Linked DNA regions of Homo sapiens: region 2 is linked to region 1. The links are chromatin loops, found by intact Hi-C in ENCODE. Cell type or tissue: right lobe of liver. All regions are shown on one strand. Each heading gives the region's core, and the rest is flanking DNA. Links, peaks and the distances in the headings are about the cores only. Region 1 overlaps SLC15A5 (solute carrier family 15 member 5). Region 2 overlaps MGST1 (microsomal glutathione S-transferase 1).

Region 1 (17,217 bases), core at 4,464-12,463:
TATAATAAAGTTTCTGAGAAGTCTTATAGAAATTAAACTAAATTAAGTTTGTTAAATCCAGCATTGGATTATGAAAACTTTTCTCTTTTCCTTATAATTCTTTGGGAAATACATACTTTACTGGGCTGGACTGAGAATCAGTGGTCCTGGACGCTTTACCAGCTAAGTAGGTAAAACTGTTTACCTGGGGATAAGTTACATTACCTCTCTGGGCCTAGAATTCGACATTTATAAAATAAAACTCTGGCTAGATATTTTCTAAGATCCTTCTTGAGTATAAATGCTTGATGACTCCAACCCATTTCCATATGAACAAAACCCATTATGCTTTGTTTAGATTACCAACAAGATACCTGAAATCTCCACTCAATTTCCTACAGACATCTCAAATTCATTATGTACCAATGTGTTCTTATCCATTCCACCTCCCCATCCTCCTGCATTTCTTTATCTCTGTCACATTACCAGTCACTTAAGTTGTTTAATCCAGAAACCTAGTAGTGATCCTGGACTCCTTTTTCCTTTGTCACCATCACATCCAATCAGTATAGCTTAGCAATTAAATGTGTGGGCTTCAGTACTGGAGACTACAAATCCTGGCTCTACTTGCAGGAAAATTAGAGAGCAGCTTGAATTCTCTGTGTCTCAGATTCTTTATAAATAAAATGCATACAATAATTCCAAGATATAAATTTATTGTGAAAATTACACAAGAGATAATCACATGCATAATGGAAATTCAATAAATGGTTCCTTCCTATTATTCTATCTTTAAATCTCTTATGCTCTTCCCCTCTTCTCCATCCAGAGTAATACCTTCCTAACCCGGACCTCATTATCTTTTACTGATATTGCAATAGTCACCTAATTGGGCTGTCTAACTCTTGTCTAGTCCCTCCCACTTTATCCTTTGCATTTTTGACTGGGTGATCTTTTTGAAACAAATTCTGTCATATTACTCTGCCCTTGAGTCTTGTGGTCCAGTGACAGCAAATGACTTGAAGTTCCAAGAAGAAGCTGTGCTACTTCATGCTTTGGTATTTTGCTTTGTTACTTCCTAAGGTGACCCGGAGTGCTCTTACCACTGCCCTTTGTTTGGCTAGCAGACATCTATTCATCTTTCAACTTAAATAATGTTGCTGGTCCCAGATGAATTTCTAGAATCTTGCTACTCCTCTGAAGAGATGGAACCTATTTTCTCTCCCTTTAAATCTAGATAGAGCTTTCAGCTTGCCTCAGGAAATGAAATGCAGTGGTAGTGATACTGTTTAGCCCCTGAGGCTAGGACATTAGAGGCAATGGGATTTCAGCCTGGCTTTCTTTCTTTATTGGGATGCTTGCCCTTGCATACCAACCACCAAGCTTGGAAGAAGCTCAAAGTAGCCCATCTAGGGAGACAGTATGAAGAGGCCATCTGGGATGCAACTCCCATGTGGAGAGTCTTCTAGATGACAGCTAGCATCAACTGCTGGCTGGGACTTCATATTTTTACACGTGTGTGTATCTGTATTTGTGTATATATATGGATATATGTATATACACGTGTGTGTGTGTGTGTGTGTGTGTGTGTGTGTGTGTATCTTCATAAAAATCTCTGCCTTCATGGACCCCATATTCTTTGTAGCCTTGTGGCCATGTATTGGAAAGGTAGTGAAAGACACATCTCTGATGAGGCAAGAGGACATACCTCAGGAAACTGTTCTGTTAGGTAGACTTACTCACTAATGTGAAAAACCACTTACTACTTAGCATGAATTAGAAGAGAAAGCTTGAACGAGAGGGTCCCTTTGAATTGTTCCGCCTGCTTATCTAGCCAGTGAACTTCACGGCCAGTTCTACATTCAAGCTTCTTGGTAATTTAAACGTTCTCTTGTGTGTTGCATATGGCAATCTGGGCTAGCCGTCTGGGATGTGACTCCTGCTTCAAGAGCAATGAAAAAGTTTCTAGCACTCACTGTCGATGTGGGAAGCAGACTGTTGTTGAAGTGTTATTATTAATGAGAATTACTGCTGGACAGCTTGAACTAGAGGATAATTTATTCTCCGTGAACTTCTAATTGCAGTAAAATGGTTTATTCACTGCCATGCTTGTCCATCTTGTTTGTTCTTGTCTTTCAGGCACAGTTGACTGCAATGAAATAAGGCAGAAGTGAACAAGTTGCACTAGAAACAAAAATCTGTATTTCTGGAGACACAGTGGAAACTGGTCAGGCAGGGTTAGCTTGTGGAAGAGATGCTTGGGAAAATGGTAAAAAGCAGTATGGCATGCTCAAGGTGGAGCCAGTCATAGTCAACTCAGATGAAGCAAGACACCTACTATGTGTTATGCCTTATGCCAAAATGGGAAATCAATATTTCCAGATGGCTACTCGCTGCTCTTACTTTTGAAGTTCTCACTTCCCCTCTGGCATTTCTGACAGAGAGCTCTTTCACTTATTTTAAAATTTGGCATGTCTTCTCCACTATCCTCATTTTGCTTCTATTGATTGCTTTGGGAAAATAAAAACTCACCATGATGAGGAGATGTAGGTTTTCCTGGTAATATCTTTAATGTTCTGGTGTCTTCCCCCCGATTTTTGCCAAATCTCTGCCTCCCATTGATCTCATTCTTCTCCATTTTGTTTCCCTGGTAGAACCACTGCCTTTCTCTTTGCATAAATGTCATTAAATGTGCTCCTGATTTGCTGCTACCATGGTAATAGGTGCTTGTCATAGGCTATTGACTCATTACTGTATTTATATGAGATTTGGTCACTTGTGGTTTAGCAAGCTTAAGAAACAAACTGACTCTCAGCCAGGAAATGGATTCGAACCTGTCTGTGATGAACGATAGATTAGGGTTTGGGTGCTATTATTATTTAATAGTTAGTAAAGCCTCTGAGTGGACTAGGGACAGTGCGTTGCCTGGGGAAATGGTCCTGGCTGTCACATAGCATCTATTCTACTGTAGACAGCCTTAGTGGAGCACACAGCCAGAGAGAAGGAGAGAGAGAGGGAAAGAGAGAAAGTCTTATCACTATCTTTGAATATCCCTGGAGAACAGGGTGGGAGGACAGGTCTGGAAGAATCCAGGAAATGTCAGGAATGTCTGCATAGATGTTATGGAAACAGAGAACCTAGTTGACCTCTTGATCTAACTGTGACTGTTTCAGATGAGAAACAGAGGGCTTACATTACGATTTGAGGAACACTAGAAAAGTATGCCTACAACAATTCTTAAATAGATGTGCCCACTTGCTGCCACAGAACCTGATGTTTTGCCCCAAGGGCCATGCCTTTGGATCCCTTCTTTAACTTCCTCACTGTACACACCATTTAACAAACTCTTTTCCTTGCCTTACAATAACAATTCCCACCTCAGATCACCCAACCATGCATCTTCTCTCATCTTACTGAATGTTGCTGGTAAAATGTTTCTTCTCAGAATATCTGTCTACTTTCACATGTAAGCAGGAGATAGTAATTATTTTTGACAGGGGAGGAAGGGGGACAATATAGGAATGTTGAGAATCAATGTTGTTTCAACCTGGTAATTACCAATGGAAGAGGTCATATTCTTATGTGTTGAGACAGAAAAAGACTGAGATCCATTAAGCTTAGGCACTGTCTTCCCTGGAATTCAGTTCCCCTGGGAGTATAGAAAAACATCCTATAGATAACAGCTGTACTGAAAGACAGTTATGTAGAGAGGAATGGCCCCCAGATTTTGTAGACAAATGTCCTGGGTCCAAACCTTGACTCTGCCCATACTGTCCGCATAACCCTTGGAAAGTTATTAGCTCCTGTATCTTTCATATTTCTTATCTATAAAATAAAATTAACCATTGTATTAACTCATGGGGTTACTGTGATTAAATGAGCATATGCCTTGAAAACACTTAGAACAATGGCTTCAACTTAACAAGTACTACAGAAGTCTTCATAATTTTTAATACTACTTTTCAGGGTACATTTGTTTTTCTCAAATTGACTTTTCTTTTCTTTTCTTTCTTTTTTTTTTTTTGCTCTGTCTCCCAGGGTGGAGTGCAGTGACGCGATCTTGGCTCATTGCAACCTCCGCCTCCCGGGTTCAAGCGATTCTTCTGCCTCAGCCTCCAGAGTAGCTGGGACTACAGGCGTGCGCCACCGTGCCCGACTAAGTTTTGTATTTTTAGTAGAAATGGGGTTTCACCATATTGGCCAGGCTGGTCTTGAACTCTTGACCTTGTGATCCGCCCACCTCAGCCTCCCAAAGTGCTGGGATTACAGGCATGAGCCACCGTGCCTGGCCCTCAAATTGCCTTTTCTAAGGCAGTTTGCAACTGACTGTAGCACAGCCAAGTCAGTTTGATGAAAAGAGAAATAAAGGATGGTCTTGACATTGATAACACCTCCCTTGCCGTTGTGTTCAATCTGGGTAGGTCTTTTCTGGGACCGTTTCTGCCATCCTGAGGTCCATGTCAGGAAACTGTTTGGCTCCACAGGGAGAGCTGAGTGAGGGAGAAGAGATGCTAAAAAGATGTTTGCTTTTTGTTACCCATTTTGTCAGAGTCTGTAACCTTGACATAATCTTTCCTCCCATTCTTGTTCCCTTGTGAATGATGTAGAGAGTGTTTCACCTAAGTGGCTGGGGAATGATCCAGTGTTGGCGACTTTATGAGTATTGTTGTAGAAGGAGCTAGCACTTTAGCGACACACAGACCAAGGTTCAAGTCCTGTGTGTGCCACCTACTGTCTCTGTGCCTCTTGATAAATCAATGAAGGTGTCAAGAGTTGCAATTTCTCATTTACAAAATGGGCATGCTAAAATGTGCCTACCTCCCAGAGTGGTGGTGCTAATCAAATGTGATAATATGTGCGACAGCAACTTGTAAACTATAAAAGGTGACATAGATGTGAGTTGTTACTGTTAGTGGTTCTTTTAATTTCCCTGCTCTCTACAAGCAGACCTGAATTCTAGCAGCACCTGTGTGCTGTCATCACTTGGCTGCTGATTTTATGTGAAGGCTTTACTCGTAAGTCTGGGACCAATAATTGTACACTGGCTTCTCTTGTAGTGAGAGAATGGTAGATGGTGGATGCCTATCACCCGACTGGCTAAGAGTACCAGTGTGGAAGCTTTGTTTTCATAGAACAAGGGATCCTGACAGTTTTCAGAAAGGATTATTTTCTCTCTTTCAATGTGTAAATCGTGCAATATTATAATAGGAAACTTTTTGGAATTACGAGCTGTTATTTGGTGATATTGTTACTCTGATAGTTGATAAAACACTTTCAGAAACCAAGAGAATTAAAGGTTGGCTAGGGTGGAATGAATGCTATAAATCAAGATTACCTGAAGGGGATATGTATGAGAGAGAAGGGATTAAACTGAATAAAGAAGAAATAAGGAGAAATATCCACGGAGCTTGGGAACATTTACCTACTTTCAGGAGCAGATCTCTGAATGTTATTTTGTGCTATTAAAGAAGTCACTCTGATGAAAATCATCTTCACTTATAAATTTATGTAATGAGAGTATAGTTTTCTTAATTTTGTATATAGGGTCAATGTAGTGACTTCTGGCTACAATGGATTGAAGTGTTACAAGAAAAAAAAGGAAGAGAAACGAGATGTTACTGTCAGTTGTGAACAGAATCAGATGGGGTGAGACCTGGGCTCTGCGGGTCACAGAAAACATTTTGAAATACCTTGTGTTTCAGGCCTTGATCATGGACAGAAATAGAGCACAGAAGGTGCTTCTTAGGGAAGTCTTCACTTTTCCAACCTTGTGCCACAAGTAAAAAATGGAGCAAATGAGTGGCTGGGTACAGACCCTTGGCACCAAGTGGCTGGAGTAAATGGAACACTGCAGGGACACAGAACTTCGCCCGCCACTGAGCATATTACTGGAGAAATACAGTACGAAACCCAGCAGGCTTCTGCAAACAACACATCCCTTTAAGTTAATTGGTGTTATATAGAAGCTGAAATGCTCCGCTTATTTACAAAGCTACAGATTTATGTAAAGCAAAACCAATTACACTTAATGCCTAAACTATTCCAGGTGCTCAATGATAATGTTGCTAGGCAGTAGAGAAGAAACTGCTGTGTGAATGCATCCTGTTCCGAATGGAAGCCTGTGTAGTTACTGCAATTTAGCTAATCACGAGTGTCAACGCCAACGTGAGGATTCTAAGCTCTTTTGGTGTTTGCTTTGGGTCAACTTTATAATTCTGTAGATCTTTCAGCTCTAAGGACAAGTGAAACCACAATGAGCACCTTTTTCTATTATGATGTAGAAATTAAGGAGATGAAGGCAAATTTGTGGGGAGGGGGAGAACAAAATAAAGCAGGCTCCTTTTCTATCAGTAAGAGGGACTAGAGCTTCTCACTTGTACTGAGGTGAAGTGTTTAAAGATTTCTTGCTCTTGTGAGTGTTCATTAAACCCAAATTGCAAACTTGGCATTTAACCTTTTGCAGCAAGGAAAGCTTCTAAGGAATATTAGGGGTCTGCCTCACTGTTTTGCCAGGAAACAATTGCTAAACAGAAAGGATTTGAAAAAGTTGCAGGAAACGAATTTATGCCTGTACCAGCAAGTCTTTTCATTTGTCCTCAAACAAAAAATAGTTTGAGTAACAGAAACACCTGGTGCTTTACAGCTCCTCTTTTGCAATTAAAAATGCGTAGCATACCTAATCAAGTTGAGTAAATCTTTTATTCTACAGACCTAAAATATTTTATGTATACACAAGGGAGGTGCATAATTGCAGAATAATTTGCAGTCAGCTGATAAACTCACCTGTCCTATCCAACATGAATTGTCCTGGAAAGCAATGGCTTTTAAACCTTAGGGAACATGAGAATGATTTGGGTGTGCTTATTAAAACCACCAATTGCTGGACCCCAATCTCAAAAAAAGATTTGAGTTAAGGCAGTCTGTATAGGGGCCAGAAAGATTCACCTGTAGCAAGTTGTCCTCAACCAAATGTTGACAAATACTGCTACTGAGAAACAGACTTTAATTTTATTTGATTTTTTAAAAAATGAGTTTCCACATATTTTTGCTTATGAAAGAAGAAACTCTTAGAAGATAATTTTCTGAATGCATCTGAATTGGCAGTGGAGACCGAAAGATGTTATTCATATAATTCCTTTAAGCATCTCTATTTGGTTTGGTCACTTACCCTCCTCTCAGCCCCCTCATTTTATCTTCCCTAATTTCCTTCTTTCTTTTAATTCCAATAATTCCATAACTTACATTTATTTTTCAACTTTTTTAGTATGCGGACATTCTCTTTGTTAAGGACATCTATTTTAGTAATACTGCTTTTAAATTCAGAGAAAATGTCCTTAATGAAGTCATATTTTGATAGCATAATATTAACAGCAAATATAGAAAATCATGTATATGTTTATTATTTACTCAGTTATATACAGTATATGGTCACAATGTAATAAGGTCACGTGTAATAAGGGATCACTAAGTGTATTGAAAGAGAGTATATTAAAATACTGTCATTTTGCTTCTAATGACTCATTAAAACTCCAAAAAAAAGGTCATACGCTTTCAATGGCTGAACCATTGTAGAAAGCTGTAAGGTATTATTGGTGTATAGAAAACTGTCATTTTTTTTGTCATAGAGTAATCACTGAGACTTTGAAATTATTTTATTAATTCTAATGCTATAACATGTTAATGCAAAAGCATGACAGTTTACTAGAAAATTCATAATTAGTCTTTGTAAATAAAGTATACAGATGATATTTGTAAAATCACCTCTGTATATATTGGCTTTTACACTAAAACACATAAAATGCTCAACTGAAGAAGAAAACAATGAATACTGTTCTCATAAGACAGGTAGACTCAAACACAGTTTCATAGGGCTGTCTCCCAAAGATCAATACTTGAAGAAAATTCCTGTATACTGCCATAAAATTTCAGAGATTTTTCGTGGAGGAGAAGTGTTTCTTCAAGATTACTTCCACGGATGTTCTGGGCATTAAAATGATTTAGATTACAATATCTAAAAAAGAAAGAAAGAAAGCTTTTCTTAGGACCAGATGTAGATGAATTGATAAATCATTTGCTTCCCTCCTGCGCTTGTCTACCTTTTATGATGGGCTCATAGATACTGGCACAACAGTGACGATTATTTAAGAGCACTGCTCACCAAAACAGCCTTTTTAAAAGGACAAAAGGAGTTTTTGTGACTTAGTAAAGTGTCTCATAAGGACCTTTAGGTGGCGCTTTTTAACAACCTGCTACGCTGTCTTCAGTGCTGACAGAGAGATGGTGAGAAGGCTGAAAGCCTATTGACTTGACAGATTTCATGGCGGTCAGGATGCATAAGAGGTTTACTGGGAATTTGTAAATTCAGTGCTGAGATTATGTGGAAAGCACCATTGTCAAAGAAGGAGTCTATGAATATATTTCTAGAATGTGCACTCTCCATCCCCAACCTCCAGAAAAACCTGCCTTTCCAGTGTCTTCTAAGTACCAGCCCCATGCAAGGGTGGGATAGAATCATCCCATTTCACAGATTAAGAAACTGAAGTTTCCAAGAGATTAAATAACTTGCTTAAGGTTCATAGAAATAGTAGTTGGCAGAGTTTGGATTTGGAACCAGAACTTGATTATTCTGAATCCTGGCGCTTTTCCTCCATGGCATACTGCCTCTAAAGACAAATTACTTTCTTAAACACTTTCGGGTAAGTTCCAGCAAAATAGGAACTTCAAATTGCTTTATTCACTGCTTTATTCCCAGTGATTGATACATAGTAGATGTTCAATAAATATTTGTCAAATGAACAAATGAATATCGGCTATAAGTTTAATTTTATCACATACACATAAGTTTCAAAAATAGATGGGGTCAGTCATCTATTTTTGATTTGTGAAGGTTTCAAAAGTTAATTTTACCTTCTTTTCCTTCTCAGTACATTACTAAAAATAACTGTAACTGTAACTCTAAGAGAATGAATACTGCCTGAACAACTCTGGTCATTTGTCTCTGATTTATGTCACTTTCAATAATTCTTACAGCATAGACACAAAAGATTACTAGAATATTTGACAAAACAAGTGCAATATCAACTTTATAACATGTGTTTCACAACACTGGAAGGACAGTGGTGTTAGTTATAAAAACAAACACTCTCTGCCCACTCCCTCTCAAAACACCTGAAATTTCTTTTTATTTTAGCACCAAATGTGGGATAGAATACATATTTATATAAAGCACTGTAGACATATTTACTTTCATCTACCTACTTCCTTCACCCCTAAACTGGAAAGCCTCGAGTATGACATGTCACTAATGCAGTATTTCAAATTTGATTGTGGAGGGGTTGTTTTCAGTTTCTTTGATGTGGTACATGTGACAGGTAAGTCTGGCCTTATATTTATGGATAATTCCTAGCTTTATGCAGCTGGGGATTTGAGATAATGTCCCAGTAACCCTCACAAGATTGGTTTGGTTCTAGGACTTAACAATAAGATTGTATCAGACTAATATGAACTTGGCTGTGGGGGTGTCTAGGGTGCTAAAACAGACCTCATCCTACCTGTATTTTGGTGAGGATGTTGTTTCATAATTAATACACTGTCCTCAAGATCTTGAGGACAAGAATAAGTTGGGACTGCCTTGTTCTTGATAGATTTGCCACTATTACCTGGCTGTGAACAGATACACCTTTGGGTTTGATAAAAAATGGGATTGTGATTGCATATGTGCTGAGATTAAATATGATTTGACTTGTAAGTAATGTGTTTCAATAATGCTGTCCCTGGGACATCGGTACTTTTCCCCATTTCTTTGCATGCTTATTGTTCATTAGTGTTTGACAAAAATAATCAGTATAGAAAAAAATCGGAATCATGCGCTCCTCACTGCAGACACTGGTCTTTCTCTCTCAGGTTTCATACTGTGTCTTGCTTAACTCTTCTGACTTGGCCTGTCCAATCCCAATGGCCAATAGGTCCCCAAGGCAGCATGTGCTTTGGCATTGATGTCATTGGTTCTAGCTGCTTAATCTCTGGAGGCAAATTTTCCAGAATCTCCTTACTTCTGACATGTGACATCCATTCTTTTCCTGTGGGGTGCTCGTCAACAGGTGGTAGTGGGTAGAGTTATTTTAACTGAAGGAAATAGTTTTCTCCCAAACCAAGTTAGGAATTGTCAGAGAGCAAGAAGGCAGCTCTTCTATGGCACCTGGAGGCAGCATAGTATAGAAGTGTAGAAGCATGGGCTTCAGAGACAAATTTGGGGTTGAATCCTAGTTGTGTGAACTTGGTCAGTTTATTTAACTAGCTTTGCACTTTAGTTTTTTGATTTATAATGTAGAATGAGAAGATCTATATGCCAAGAAGGTGGTGGGGAGTAAGTGCAGTTGTTTGTGTGTGTATAGCATGCCACCCAAGAAACACAGGCTGCTCAACACATAGAAAATTAATTTCTTTCCTTCTTGCTTTGTTTCTTCCTCTCTCTCTATCTTTATTCCCTCCCTAAGAAAGTATGCAGGAGAAGAGAAAGTAGATAGGAGATGGAGAAGATTTGGTAAGAATCAGATTCATTTCTGAATGAACTTTACATTTTTACTTAGTCACTTCTCATCTTTGGTTCCTCCAATCTCTGGTGTGTTGTATATTTTTATTCTTACCTCCTCCTCTGCACTCCACGCCACTATTTCTCACTTCTTTACAGGAACTCACTAGTTCCACAATCAGAGAGAAGGAATCACACTTGAATATTTTAATTTGGGCCCTAGATGTTAGCTCCATGTAGACTACAAGTTTGCCTGTTCAACTCTATTTCTCTATTGCCTGGAACAATGCTTAGCATGTTGGTTGAGTGTATATATTAATGAGTAAATCCCTGGGCTAATAGATTCTGGGTCCAGTGCCATTTCTACCTGAACTCTGTGCATGACTGCGGTCATCTTGGCCACACCTCAATGTAAGTCTAGGAGAAGAATAAAAAGGAGGAAGAAGAGAGCATATGGCTAGGCATAAGACCATTATAATTACAATTGCTAACACTTCAGAGCATTTACTCATCCTCACAAAAGCCTTATGATACAGTTACTATTTTTATCATTTCCATTTTTCAAATGAAGTAACTGAGGTTTAGCAAGGTTAAACAGCTTGCTGAAGTTTGTATAGCATGTAAATTGTGAAACTGGACTCAACTTGGGTGACTAAATTATTTTATGAAAGACAAGGATCAAACCTTACCATAGGATACAAAATAAAAATTGAGAGATGGTGCAGGTTTTTGAGAATTGCTGGGTGAGCACCACTTATGTGTCTGGAGGCAGTAGATGGAGGGGAATGAGGCCATGTGAAATCTGTTTTGCTACAATGCTGAGAACATTCCTGTTGGACCTTTCTGCAAAACTTTCTGGTTCTCTAATTTGATTTTCAATCTAAGAATGAGATCAGCATTTAGGAAAAGTATATACTGTGAAGGATCAGTTTGATAATTTATACACTTTGGAGTGTAAGAAATGTAAAAATTCAGGGAGCTATTAAGGCTTTTAATTTTGTTTTCAATTCTGCCTTGCATGAGGTTTGATTCTTTCTTATGCTGGACCATAAGCCCAATGAGAGCAGAACACTGGTGAAAATAAACCTTTATTGACATACTGACTTTGACATCTTTCTGGTTTATGACACCACCTATCACATGGCTGATGTTCAAAAAGAGATTTGTTAGGTTAATAAAATAATGACCTAGGCAAAGGTGAAGTGACAATGGATGAGATAATATATGACTAAATGACTAAAGAGATAAATGGATGGAAGGAAGTGAGGAAAATGAAAATCTGCTTAGTTTCTGCTTCGTGACAGACATTGTGATTAGCACTTTATCAATATTCGTCCCCGTAAAACCCACAAGAGGTTTTTTATTTTACATGTGTAAAAACAGAGGCCCAGAGAGGTTAGAGAATTTTCTCAAAAGTACACAGCTGTCCAAGAATATGTCAAGGGGAGAGAGAGAGAGAGAGAGAGAGAGAGAGAGAGAGAGAGAGAGAGAGAGAGAGAGAGAGAGAGAGGCTGGCAATGGATGGGTGGATGGATGGTAGCTGGTACATATTAAGCCACTCTCAGGTGACAAGCTAAGGGATTTTGTAGTTTTTTTTAAATTGACCTTGAAATGGTCACTGCTGATTTAAAAGCCTGAATAGGATCCAAATCTCAAGCATCATTAGATTTCTAGCTATTTGTTTAATGGTATTTGCTTTTAGTGGTAATGATTCACTCGTTCTTATTATCGATAAGCTTATTTCTAATTCTAAAGTGATGCTACATAGTGGGGAAAAAAATCTTGTGTTAGGATATGTTTTAGAATTTGTAAAGTACTATTTTATTATAAGGATTGATGGAAAAAGTGAAGTTCCAAATTGAAATTTCTTACCCTGAATAATCTGTTGAATTGCTCTAATATTCTAATTTGTCCAGTCATGGTGTACAGAATTCCCTGGCTCAGTGATGGTTCCCAGACCAATATTTCATGGACTCAGAAATTTTTCATCTTACCACACACTTACTTACCTTTGTGAAACACTGCAGAATCCCAGGACGTTCAACAATGTTAATGATGCCAGGAAGAAGAAGAAGCTTTCTAAATTGCCTTTGTTTAATGTGTTTGGAAACCAATTGCCTGTTTGGAACAAATGTAATTGTTATTCAACTGCAGAGTTGTAAGTTTCTGTGAATATTTTATCATTCCACAATTCATAGAGCTTTGTTCGCTTCAGTAATATCCACAAAGCAAAAAAGCTCATCTGAAACTTGATTGTCAAAATTTATTTAATTCTGTAATTAATAGTAAAATGATAAGCAAAGCACCCCAAATATTTTGAAGGTCACAAAACACTCTTAATTTGCATCGCACAAATATAGGTGTCAGAAGAACTGGGTTGTAAAGGTAATCCTGACTATTCCATTAACTTGCAGGAGCCATGTGTGTATCTTATTTATCCTTATATTTGTAGTATTTAGAACAGTGCCTGGCATGTGGGGATTATTTGGCAAATATATAGTGAATGAATGAAAAGTATTTTCTATGACCAGAGAGTCTGTTTCATATGCTAATTGTAAGGATAGTGAGATGATGTATATAGGTGATAGATGTTAGATTATTTTCACAACTTTGATAAATCCAGGGCTACCTTATGATAATATCACAGACCTCATTGGTCAAATTACTTGCAATCTCTGGCTAACATGGAGATTTTCTTTTCACCTAATAAGTAAATTCTTCAATTTGATACCACCAAATAAAGGATCTGTACTTCATTATGATGTCATACTGGGTATATATGAAACTATTCAAGGTTCAAGGTAATTACTTTAATTTGCTTCTAAGTTTTGACTTTTGCTTTGGAGCTGTGCTATAACTCTATCTCTATCTCTGTCTCTGCCTCTGTCTCTGTCCCTGCCTCTGCCTCTGTCTCTATCTCTATCCACGTACATACTTTTTATTTCTTCAGTAAATTTTGGGGTATTGTTTAATATATAAAATATAATGCACTATTTTATGAATATTGTATATGTGATACTTAATTTTAGGCAATACTTTAAAAACAGCAAGGAGAACTAGTATTACCAAATGTATTTACATTGCACTACAGAATGCTTAAAAGGGAAAAATCTAACTTAACAGAGAGAATTTAATTTAACTGTAGCTAGCTCTGAATGAGTTGAATTTTTTTACTGTTATGCATTATGAGAACATGAAATTATCATCTTTGAAGACACCAATGACAAGGTTTCATCATTTCCTTGCCTTTTTATAGGAACAACTCCTACAATGGAAGGTGAAGAGGGTGTGGGACCAGAGCAATCAGTCTGTTGACCCAATAGGACTGGGCTTCAGTACCATCTTTGGCACATGGGTTGTAGGGTTGTTTCCTGCAGTAGAAAGTGGTTCTTGGCCTCTCCCTTGACAATGCATACTTATAAATGGGATTTAACTTAAATATTCTGATCATAGTCAGCAAGTGCATAAGTATGACAATTGTGATTAATTGTGCCACTTCCCATTTAAAGCTGTTTGTCTTCTGTCTTTTACCTACTCAATGACTATTACTATGGATCAGCAATGAAAATTAGCTGTGTCTATTATATTCTTGGACCTATATCTGAAAGCTAGCCTAAATAAATTATAGCACAAATAAATAAAACGGTAAAGTGCAACTTACAAAATAGGTATTATTTTGTCAAAAGAACTGGGTTGTAAAGGTAATCCTGATTATGCTATTAATTTGCAGTAGCTGTGTGTGTCTTATTTATCCTTATATTTTCAGTATTTAGATCAGTGCCTGACAAATAGGGATTATTTGGCAAAATAATACCAAAATAGGTATTATGATAGGTATAAATAAGTATTACTATACCTATTTTGTGGTTCCACTTTACCATTTTATTTGGGTTCTATTATAATGAAAATTTATGGTTTTATTGCTACAGTTACATGATGCCTGTATCTGGTGTTTAGATGAGTAAATGAAGTTCACTGAATGTTTCTCTATAAGTCTTGTCTATTGGATATTGTGTAGCCTTTTTGATGTGTATATGTGTGCTTTTGTGTGTGTGCATGTGTGTGTGTGTGCCCGTGCATGTGTGCACACAGGAACTAAACATTTGATTGTACTTGAGTGGGGAGAGTTGAGGTGGAGGTCAAGATAAGGTGCAATAACATCCTACTTATTTTCAGGAAGAACTAAACCATCCTTCTAAGCCTATTCAAACAGTGCTATTTTTTCCCCTCTTGAATTAATATCCCAATTGTATTTCTGTCCTTTTCATTTCACATCAGCACTTTGCATGTCATGCGATTATACCTTTTTATCACCATGTTTCTCTGACTAGTGTAAGAGGAGTTTGCACAGAGTATGTGAAGCTTCAGAATTAACATGACATTAATTCTTCTTGGAGCATGAATTCTGGTCCATAATAAGTAATTGAAAAGACTATATTATAAGAGAGTCAGATGAGGAAGAAGAATATAAATTCACTAAGATCTTTAAAGGTAAAACATAATATTTTAAAGAAATTGTTTCATTATGGCAAATACCAGCCTTTTGGGAGATACTACTAGATCCCCCTGGGCACACCAGAGCACTCTCATCACTGGGGATGCTGTGGAAAACAGAAATGACAAGTACTATGACTTGGTATTTGGGAGTTTGTGGGTGACAGGAGAGAAGGACATTTGTACTAGAAAAGTTAGAGAAAGATAGTATAAATCTGTGGATATGGACAAAACATTTTGTGAGTGGGATTATCTTAAAAAAAAAAAGAAAAGAAAACCCCAAACCGAAGATTGCCATATTACGTATTCAAACTTTCTATAATGCTCCTGTATTCATTCTTAAATATCATTTTTAGCATGTGGCTTTCTTTCTAATGCTCATCTTCATTCTAGTCCCACATTTTTTCCATATTTAGATTCATTTAACATTCTCTGTATAGCTGATTTACATGGTAAAGAGAAGCATCGCCTGAATTGATAGCATGGGACAAACACTTGTATCAAGTCAGACAGAAAGATTCTTCAGGACACCTAAAGTTTACTTTATTTATATGGAGATGATCTGTCTATGTGAAGAGACAGAATTGGGTATAAAAAGATATAGAAAGGGCATGGGCTTTAGTCAGGTAGACTTTTAAAGTTGAATCTTGCCTTAACAGTGTAGTCGTTGGGCAAATAACTGGACCACTTAAGCCTCAGTTTCTCTTCTATGAAATGATGATAACAGAATCTCCCTTACTGAGTTGTCATGAGAAGTTAAAGAGATAATGGTTGTCAAGGGCCGGACACAGAGGAGGCACTCCACAAACCTTAGATTATCACCTCCTCCTGCCCCCTTTCCAGGTAGCTCACACACCATCATGTAGCCTGAGCTTGATCTTGGGTCTGTCTCCTATAAGATACTTCTTCATGTTCTGTATGCCTTTTTTTTTTTTTTATCATTGTCCCAGGACTGGTTGTAAAATGTTCCGTTTAACATTGTCAGTTGACTCCGCTCTTAGGTACTATAACTTTATTTTAGTAGCTTATAAACTTTTATTGTCGTAATTCACATTTGTGCCATTTTTCATCTGACATTTCCAGTAGCTGATTGAAATCAGGAGCATCCTTGCAAAGGAGACATAGTGAAGACTTGAGGTCTAGAATGAGGCTAACTAAACTTCTCCAGATCGCAGGATAGCTGAACAGGAGCATGAGAAACAGTGTGCCACATAGAGTCTGATGGGTCATTCATTCCCTGCCATTCGTAATGCCCACAGTGCACCCTAGTTAATACTTTCATAATATAACCAGCTAGTTAGTAATAGTGTTCAACTGCTGAAGTAGTAAAGGACTCAAAATATTTAGCATTGTTCAGAATTCCTCCAAATATCTCTTGCTTAGCTAGATGTATTTGTTCATTTGAAAGTCATTTTTTAGAATTTTTTTGTGTACCAGAAAATGTGCATTCCATGCTGCTTAAGAAAAGGAATTCATAAATTAGTAGGGGACAGGCAAAGTGTAATTATTCTGGAGCATTAGGCCTTGTAGACACTAAATAAAATGTTTCTATTTATCCGAAATTATCACAGTCATTTTAGAGACAAAGGATTGTAGAATCATCTAGACTCACTCTTTATTTTATATATTAATGAGTGAAGGAACAGAGAGGTCAAGTGAAACATCACTCAGCAGAACCCTCATCTTCCTGCTGTTATATCAAATGCACTGCTGTAGTCCACCTCTTGGTGTTTAATGCAACTACCACTTTTATGACTTTCTTTAACATCTTCTCAACAGTTTTAAAATGTCTGGATTTCAGTCTTTGAAATCACTTACCTCAAATTCTTTCTAAAATACCTAAGGACGACATTTCTACTCTGGTCCTGAGACTGGCATTCAACCTACTGTGAGATTCTTAGAGCAATTTACACTAAATTTAAAGCTTTTGAAACTGGATTGAGAAACATATATCGTGATACACACATGCTATAACACTATAAACTACACAAATTTGCTAATATGAAAGAAAAATACAGTTTATTTCTCTTCTATCTAATGCCCTACGTTGTAAGGCTCAAAATTTCATTTGCTGCCTTGATGCCTTTGAGCCTCACAGGCCCCAAAGGTCTAACCACATGTTCCCCTGCTTTCATTAGATAATGCTCCTCACCCAGAGGGAAGAGCTCCCCACCTGGCTAGTTCCCCTATTAGCCAGGCCAGCTGCACTCCAC
Region 2 (8,000 bases), core at 1-8,000, 170 kb after region 1:
GAGCATAATAATTGCAGGAAGGAATACATGAATGTGTACTTCTTATTCCTAGGAATGCAATTCAGCTTCTCAAATTTCATTATACAGTATTCTTCAACCCAAAGTTTTATCTGATTTAGAAAAAGAAAAGAGGTACACATGTTCTGACAGAGTACAAGACACCTTTCCCATCCCTTACTCTTTTATGCTTCTTGCCTGTTCTCTAAAACCTTTGGCAGGTAAACATATTACTTTCAGATGAGCCAATCGCTTGGAAATGTTAATACACTTGAGGGAAGGTATGTCAACATCACTGTGAAAAAGATACCAGTGAACCATACTAATAGTCAATGACTTAGAATTATGCCTTTCCCCATATTTGCTTCCTTTTCACTATTTTTATTCACTGGTTTTTGTTCAAGTTCTTATTTATGCTTCTCTTTTTACAACTTTGCATTGTTAATAAAAATTCAGTTTTAACTATAGATGCCTTCTTCTCCTCTTGTGTTTGATTTATTGCTCCAAATGGGCCAACCTGGATGTCTATATTTCTTCCACTAAAATGCAAATAACTTACTAGGTAGAATATCCCCATGTTATTTCTTGGTTTGTTTGTTTTCTTTTTTTTGAGGCAGGGTCTTGCTCTGTCACCCAGACTAGATTGTAGTGGTGCAATCACAGCTCACTGCAGCCTCAACCTCTCGGGCTCAGGTGATCCTCCAACCTCAACCTCCTGAGTAGCTAGGACCACAGGCATGCATGTGGCCCACTACCATGCAAAATTTTTTTTAAAAAAATTTGTAGATATGGGTACTCCCTATGTTGCCCAGGCTGATCTTGAATTCTTGGGCTCAAGCAATCCTGCCTCAGCCTCACAAAGCGCTGGAATTACAGGTGTGAGCTATTGCTCCTGGCCAGTATTTGAAATAAGTTTTTTTTCTTGGTATTTGGATAGGTTTTTGCCAATCCAGAAGACTGTGTAGCATTTGGCAAAGGAGAAAATGCCAAGAAGTATCTTCGAACAGATGACAGAGTAGAACGTGTACGCAGGTAAACCAGTGTCTCTTGAAATTACTTACTTTATGAAACAATTTTGGTCAAGGAGTTCAGTGAAGATGTCTCAGGGTCTTGGAGACTGAGGAAAAAAAGTGAGACCTCTTACCTACTCCACATGACAATTACAGAAAACTGGATGTCTGAAATTGACACACTGCACTTGTATGTGTTGCCAATTTGGCAATACTGTACTTTTATGTGTACTTTCTTGGGGTTAATGACGTTGCTGTATATAGGGATGTATCAAAAGTAATGGCAGGGAGGAGGTAAAATGGGAACAGTAGATTCTTGGAGTTTTATCGTCTTTGTCCATAGGTGAGACTGTCAACTCATGTAAAAGGTTGAAGAATTAGGTATTTTTGCATAAGATTCAAAATAAGAATGTTGACACTCTGGAGGAGTAGGAACCTCTTTCTCTGTCCCTCTCCCCACTGCCATCTCTTTTTAAATATTATGTTTTAATGTACTGGGAATTCAATGAGCAATGAAAAGCAATAAGCCAAGATACGACTGGGGTATGATTGTTCCTATCACCCAGGTAGTGAGCATAGTACCCGTTAGTTTTTCAACCTTTGTCTCCCCTTCTGTACTCCCTCTAATAGTCCCCAAAATCTATTGTTGCTATCTTTGTGTTTATGTACCCAGTGTTTAGTTCCCACTTATAGGTGAGAACTTGTGGTATTTGTTTTTCTTTTCCTGTGTTAATTCATTTAGGGTACTTGCCTACAGCTGCATCCATGTTGCTGCAAAGGACATGATTTCATTCTTTTTTTTTTTTTGAGATGGAGTCTCACTCTGTCACCTAGGCTGGAGTGCAATGGTGTGATCTCGGCTCACTGCAACCTTCTTCTCCTGGGTTCAAACCATTCTCCTGCCTCAGCCTCCTGAGTAGCTGGGACTACAGGCATGTGCCACCACGCCCAGCTAATTTTCTGTATTTTCAGTAGAGGCTGGGTTTCACCATGTTGGCCAGGTTGGTCTCGAACTCCTGACCTCAGGTGATCCACCCACCTTGGCCTCCCAAAGTGCTGGGATTACAGGCGTGAGCCACCGGACCTGGCCAAAATTCATTCCTTTTTTTTTTTTTTTTTTTTTTTTTTTTTACAGCTGTGTAGTATTCCATGGTGTATACGTACCACATTGTCTTTATCCAATTCATATTGATGGACACCTAGGTTGCATTAGCCCTTTTTTGATTCTCTGTGAAAGTCTGAAGCCCCTCCCAAGATTTCTGCAGATTCCCTTATGGCATATCATCTCCAGGTTAACTCTGGATCTGGGTTCCTGCCTCTATGCATGTTTCCATATTCTGCAATTGGTTATGCTGGATGTTAATCCAGCCCTTTCATCAGTTCCCTTCAAAAATGAACTAAAAAAAATGTGGCTAAAAATAGACTTGAGTAAGTGGAAGTGCAGAGGCGTTTACACTGTGGCAGCACAAACATTTTAAGTTGTATGTTATTTCTCTGTCAGACAATGGCCTTCAGCGTCCTCTCTTTGCAGAATATGCCCCGTACCTGTACCTCCTTCACGCAAGCAATGCCCAGTGTTACACCATTTTTGAGGCTCTCCTCTAGCCCCACAGACTCTTCAACCTTTTCAGCACTAAAATTAAAAGTACCTTCTTGCTCATGCAAAACAATTCTACCCCCAAGCTATTCATCAAGCAAGAATGTTTCTCTTCTAAGAAGAAGTCTGTGCAGATACTTAGCACAAAATTTCACCTTCTATCTCACTTAGTTATATACTTCTTAATTCAGCAGCCCTGCTGAGTAAATCAGTGAGTCTTGAGAATGGGTTGTGTCAAGAATATGGATATAAAATAGTTTCAGGACAAAGAATCACTGTGGAAATTTCAAACAGCAGAACAATATCAAAGGAAAAATTATGTGTTAGACGAAAAAAAATAAAAAAAAGTGAGTGAAGCTTAAGTTTTCAAAACCACTGAAGAGACATGAAAACTTTTAAAGCCTTGTCTGGTCCTTTATGCACTTCCCCTTTTAGAGCAGGCAGCCGCCTGCATGATGCTAGTCATGGCCCTGTATTTATAAAATTGCCCAGAACTGGAAAGTGATCAGAAGCAATTAGACCCTCAGTAGTATTAGTAAGACTGAAATGAAAATCCAAGTAAGTCTCCTGTGTGAAAGCGTAACAAAAGATATTTTATTTGGGGATTTTAGATTCCTCCCTACTATTCTTTCCGACCTTCCACCCTTACTCCCTGCCCGTGGGATTGTACTTTTAGAGGAAAACGACGTTATCTAAATTGATCCGCTAGTCAGGTTGCAAATGAATGTTAGAAAGAACAATTGACCCCAGTTCTGTAAAGGTTCCGAGTCCTGGAGGAGGTGCAGCGACTGTGTGCACAGCGCCCCCTGGTGATGAGACACTGGCTTTTCCGCATACTGAGAGAAGAGCGTCTCCAACAGAGCGGAGTTTCCAGTTGTATAATGCTTTTTGAGACAGTACCTGTTTCATCGAAAAAGTGCCTAATAACACACTTTTGGAGACACTTTTCAGAGAGAGCGTTTCCAGCATCTTCCCTTTCCATTTTTAAGTTAGACTTTTTTTTTTCACCTCTCTCGTTACTTCAGTCATTGTAAAGCTGTTACGATTAGCATATTTGAACGGCAGAGCCAGAATGGGGCTACAAATGAAGTGAAAAGTATGCTTTACCGTGTGCAACAATTGTGAAAGTTAATACATACACATATGGAACAATTAACTAAAAACTTAAGGTAATATGTGTTGAAATACCAAGATATGTGACTTAAAGTCAGTTATTTGAGTTCTGGAAAGACAGAAACCAGTGATGGTTAGAAAGCACTTGACATATTTATTTATTTATTTAATACCATCTTAGCTTGTCTAGGAAGCATTCAAGACCATATACATTCAACACAAAAAGATAAAAAGAAAGTTGAAAGGCAAACAGGCCAGCTGGTGAAATACAGGGAGTCATTCAAAAGACAAAATAAAGGCTTGAGTTGGTATTTAGGGACAGGAGAGACATTTAGAATATATTCCCTTTAAAGGTAGAGAATAACCCTTCACTGAGAGTGTTCCATGGAGTCTAAGTGACACTTGCTGGGGACTCTGTCATGAGACTGGAGCATAGGCTAGGGGTTGAACTGGATGATGTCCCTCGTGGCCCCAGTGTATGAACACACATATATGGAGAGATTATTGTGTATGTATCACTGTCATTTCTTCTATTGGGATGCTATCAAAGAGCTTTAAAACTGGGTTCCTGACCCTCAGGGGTTTATAGTGTTCCCCCCCTCCCCGCCCCCAAAAGACCCACATGCATATAGGAATGGGAGAATGATATGAAGCCATGTTCCATTAGTTCCATGGAATATTTCATAAAGGAAGACCTTGAAGAGTATTAGGATTTGAAAGGAGAAAGAGGAGAGAAGTCTCATCAATTTGGGAAAATTCCTTTGTGAGAATGTGAACACATGGCTGGCTATGTGCTGAGGGTGAAGAGCTTTGGCTGAGATGAGGGCGTCAGGAAAAGCCTGCTGTGCAGCTCCTTTTGTAGTTGTTCACAGCCTGACAATCCCCAGAAGCATGTAGCAATGGCAGTCCAGGTCAGGTGGATGCTGGGATCCAAGTAATTCTGATCTGAGGGAAGGAGGCGTGGCTGTGGCCTCAAGAGCACAGAGATGGTGGGAAGGTCCGTCACAGAGCAAATATATGCCAGGGCATGTGTGTCCAAAGGAGAAAGAAGAATGGGAAAATGTAATCATGGGGAAGAAGGGTAATAGACCCAGGTAGAAAGTGGACTCTTAGGAAGACTGATGTCCACCTGGTGATAGATTTTGGCAGCTGTCCATAAATGGCACTAACGTGAAGGAAGCTGCCGCTCCAGGAAGGAGTCTGTCGTTGGAGAAGAGGGGAGGGTTAGGACGGAAGGGTGATAGTGCACTGCAGCAGGTGCTCACAGGGAAAGCTGGGGAACTGTTTGCCTGGAACAGAGTCTCAAAAGAAGTACAAAATACAGCATAAATTGGCATAAGTATGAGGGTCTGTGGAAAACAGGCCTTACTAGCATAGTGAGGAGTGTTATCTTTGAGAACATTTTGAGGGCTGACGAAAGAGAAAGAGAACTCAAAAGGGAGAATAAGATAAAGAGAAAATGAGGCTAGAAAAACATGCAGGAGCTAGAAAGGTAAAGGAACCCCTGCCCCTTGACCTTCCTTCCCTCTACCCTCATGGTCCTCTTACTGTCCTTGACTTTCTTCTCTGCTTTAACATTCCATTCTATTTGTCAACTGCGTAACACAGGCGTAGAAGTGGACATTGTTTTCCAGAGAGTCTCCTTTTTATAGTTTCTTCCTCAACCTTAAAATGTCTGTCCTTTTGGCATGTTGTGAAGGAGAACACTAACGTGCCTAAGATTGGAGGTGACGATATCTCTGTGATGCTGGGGGAGAAATCACAGGGGCAAAACAAATACTCTAGGTGTCATTGACAAAGTGGGCCCTTCTTTAATAGAAAATGGTATTCCTGTCTTTTCTTTCCCATCTCATTCTCAGTAGTACTTGTATTGCTCCATGAAAGAGAGGGCACAGGAACACTCACACCATCCTCTCTTTGCTTTTATTCTGTATTGAAGCCTTTTCAAATCATTACTTAGCTGGGCTGCTGCTGTCCTCTTCATGTCTCTATGTAGTCATCCTCTTTGTGAGACAAGCTTAGAGATAATCTAGGGAAGACAAGACAAAGGAAAGGAGAGGAGGAGAGTGACGATCGTTGAGCAGGCAATATGTAATAATTATATGCTTATTGCTATAGAAGAGAGTAACGTAAAGCAGAAATAGTTTTCATTTTGAAATACATATCAATAGCTGACAAACTATCAAATTCTCCATTTCTAGCCTAGATTCTAAAGCAATTTCTAATTCTGTAGACTTAAGGGAGGTGACATTTTAAAATTAAGTATTTTTAAAAATGTTGCTGGGCATGATGGCTTGCACCTATAAACCCAGTGTTTTGGGAGGCTGAGGCTGGAGGACTGCTTGAGACCAGGTGTTCAAGACCAGCCTGGGCAACATAGCAAGACCCCATCTCTAAAAAGAAAATTTAAAAAATTAGCCAGGCATGGTGGTGAGGCCTGTAGTCCCAGCTACTCATGATGCTGAGACTCAGGAGTTTGAGGCTGCAGTGAGCTATGATTGTACCACTGCACTTCAGCCTGAGCAACAGAGCAAGACCCCCTCTCTAAAAACAACAATAGCAATGACAACAATAATAATAAAAATGTCAAGTCCATAGTAGATGTGTTTTGTATTCGGTCTTAGCCAGAGAAACCCAAGATGCCACGGTTTGGAGCAAAACTGTGGCTAAAACATGCTTTTTGTTTTCTTCTAGCTCTGTTATAAAGAAAACATTTAGGAAATTCTCTCTTTCTCTCTTTCACCTATCCTACTTTTTGTGTGTCCTTTGTAGTTTTGCACCATCATTCCTAACGAATTTATTTGGCATTTGGAAGATAGGTTAGCAAAAATTTTACTATATTTGAAAGGCTAGTTATGTATTCTGTTATTTAGATATAAGAGCATGAGAGTCTTGATATTAAATTGGTAAATTAATTATTGGCAACCTAGTGGTTTGGGTTGGCAAGGATTCTGTCAATAATCATTTGGTAGAGTAGCAGAAGCAAAGGAGGTGTCTTAAGAAAAATCAACACCAAAAGGGTTTTCTTCCTTCGGGAGAAAGAATTTTTATAAAAAGAATCTTGAATTGCTAATTGTTATGAACCTCATAAGAAAAAAGTATTTTTATTTACAAAAATGAAATGAGTTCTATTAGATAGATGTCGTTTTGATATTCTAGGAACTACAAAATGCCTTCTGTGATATTTAAAGATACACTAAAAATAAAAAGAAACAGAAATAATGAGAGATTCTAAATAAAAGTCAAGTGGGCAAGGAAGCAAGACAATTTGAGAGAAAAAAAATAAATCTTACTTTGAAATTTAAGGATCCATTAGTGCTCAGATTTAGTTTTTAGAAGAGAGAGAAAAAAGGATACATATCTAGTATTTTGAAATTAGTGTCTTTAATAGTTATCTTTTTCCACAGAGCCCACCTGAATGACCTTGAAAATATTATTCCATTTCTTGGAATTGGCCTCCTGTATTCCTTGAGTGGTCCCGACCCCTCTACAGCCATCCTGCACTTCAGACTATTTGTCGGAGCACGGATCTACCACACCATTGCATATTTGACACCCCTTCCCCAGCCAAATAGAGCTTTGAGTTTTTTTGTTGGATATGGAGTTACTCTTTCCATGGCTTACAGGTTGCTGAAAAGTAAATTGTACCTGTAAAGAAAATCATACAACTCAGCATCCAGTTGGCTTTTTAAGAATTCTGTACTTCCAATTTATAATGAATACTTTCTTAGATTTTAGGTAGGAGGGGAGCAGAGGAATTATGAACTGGGGTAAACCCATTTTGAATATTAGCATTGCCAATATCCTGTATTCTTGTTTTACATTTGGATTAGAAATTTAACATAGTAATTCTTAAGTCTTTTGTCTGATTTTTAAAGTACTTTCTTATAAATTTGGATCATGTTATGATTTGTAACATTCACACAACACCTCACTTTTGAATCTATAAAAGAATTGCACGTATGAGAAACCTATATTTCAATACTGCTGAAACAGACATGAAATAAAGAATTTAAAGAATGATTTTGTTTGGTTTTATTTTTCCCAACATTTTATTTTCAAAAGTTTCAAACCTAGGGTAAAGTTGAAAAATAGTACAAAGAACCACTCTGTACCCTGCTTAGAATCGCCAGTTGTTAACATTTTGCATATTTGCTTTCCTTCTCTCTCTGTTTTCTTTTTCTCTGAAACATCTGAGAGTAAGTGGCAGATATCATGACATGTCACTCTTTAAAACTTCAGCACGTTTTTCCTATGAACAAGACATTCTCCAAATAACTACA

What was found. A loop is a pair of places that touch in the nucleus more often than their neighbours do. Peaks named below come from ENCODE experiments on the same cell type or tissue, not always from the same donor. Only the 100,000 strongest peaks of a DNase experiment are listed, where the experiment ranks them.
Region 2: a loop joins it to region 1, with 3 times the contacts of the local background. A loop is called at or near these places in 15 of 110 quality-filtered maps.

What each region holds. Positions count from the first base shown.
Region 1 is chr12:16,181,826-16,199,042 of GRCh38, forward strand. It overlaps SLC15A5 (solute carrier family 15 member 5), which reads right to left. Exons shown (of 9, transcript NM_001170798.1): 8 at 12,520-12,628; 9 at 6,660-7,990. The coding sequence ends at 7,843. The region is part of intron 1 of LOC101928362 (a long non-coding RNA gene); the gene reads left to right. Among named protein-coding and RNA genes, the nearest start is that of SLC15A5, 87 kb to the right of the region's middle. In right lobe of liver, for the core only: a CTCF peak has its summit at 8,218; no DNase peak of the experiment used is centred there.
Region 2 is chr12:16,356,671-16,364,670 of GRCh38, forward strand. It overlaps MGST1 (microsomal glutathione S-transferase 1), which reads left to right. Exons shown (of 4, transcript NM_020300.5): 3 at 935-1,029; 4 at 7,125-7,740. The coding sequence ends at 7,371. Among named protein-coding and RNA genes, the nearest start is that of MGST1, 13 kb to the left of the region's middle. RefSeq lists a silencer at 3,225-3,519. In right lobe of liver, for the core only: a CTCF peak has its summit at 3,410 (motif pointing left); a DNase peak (open chromatin) is centred at 3,401; H3K27ac peaks cover 739 bases.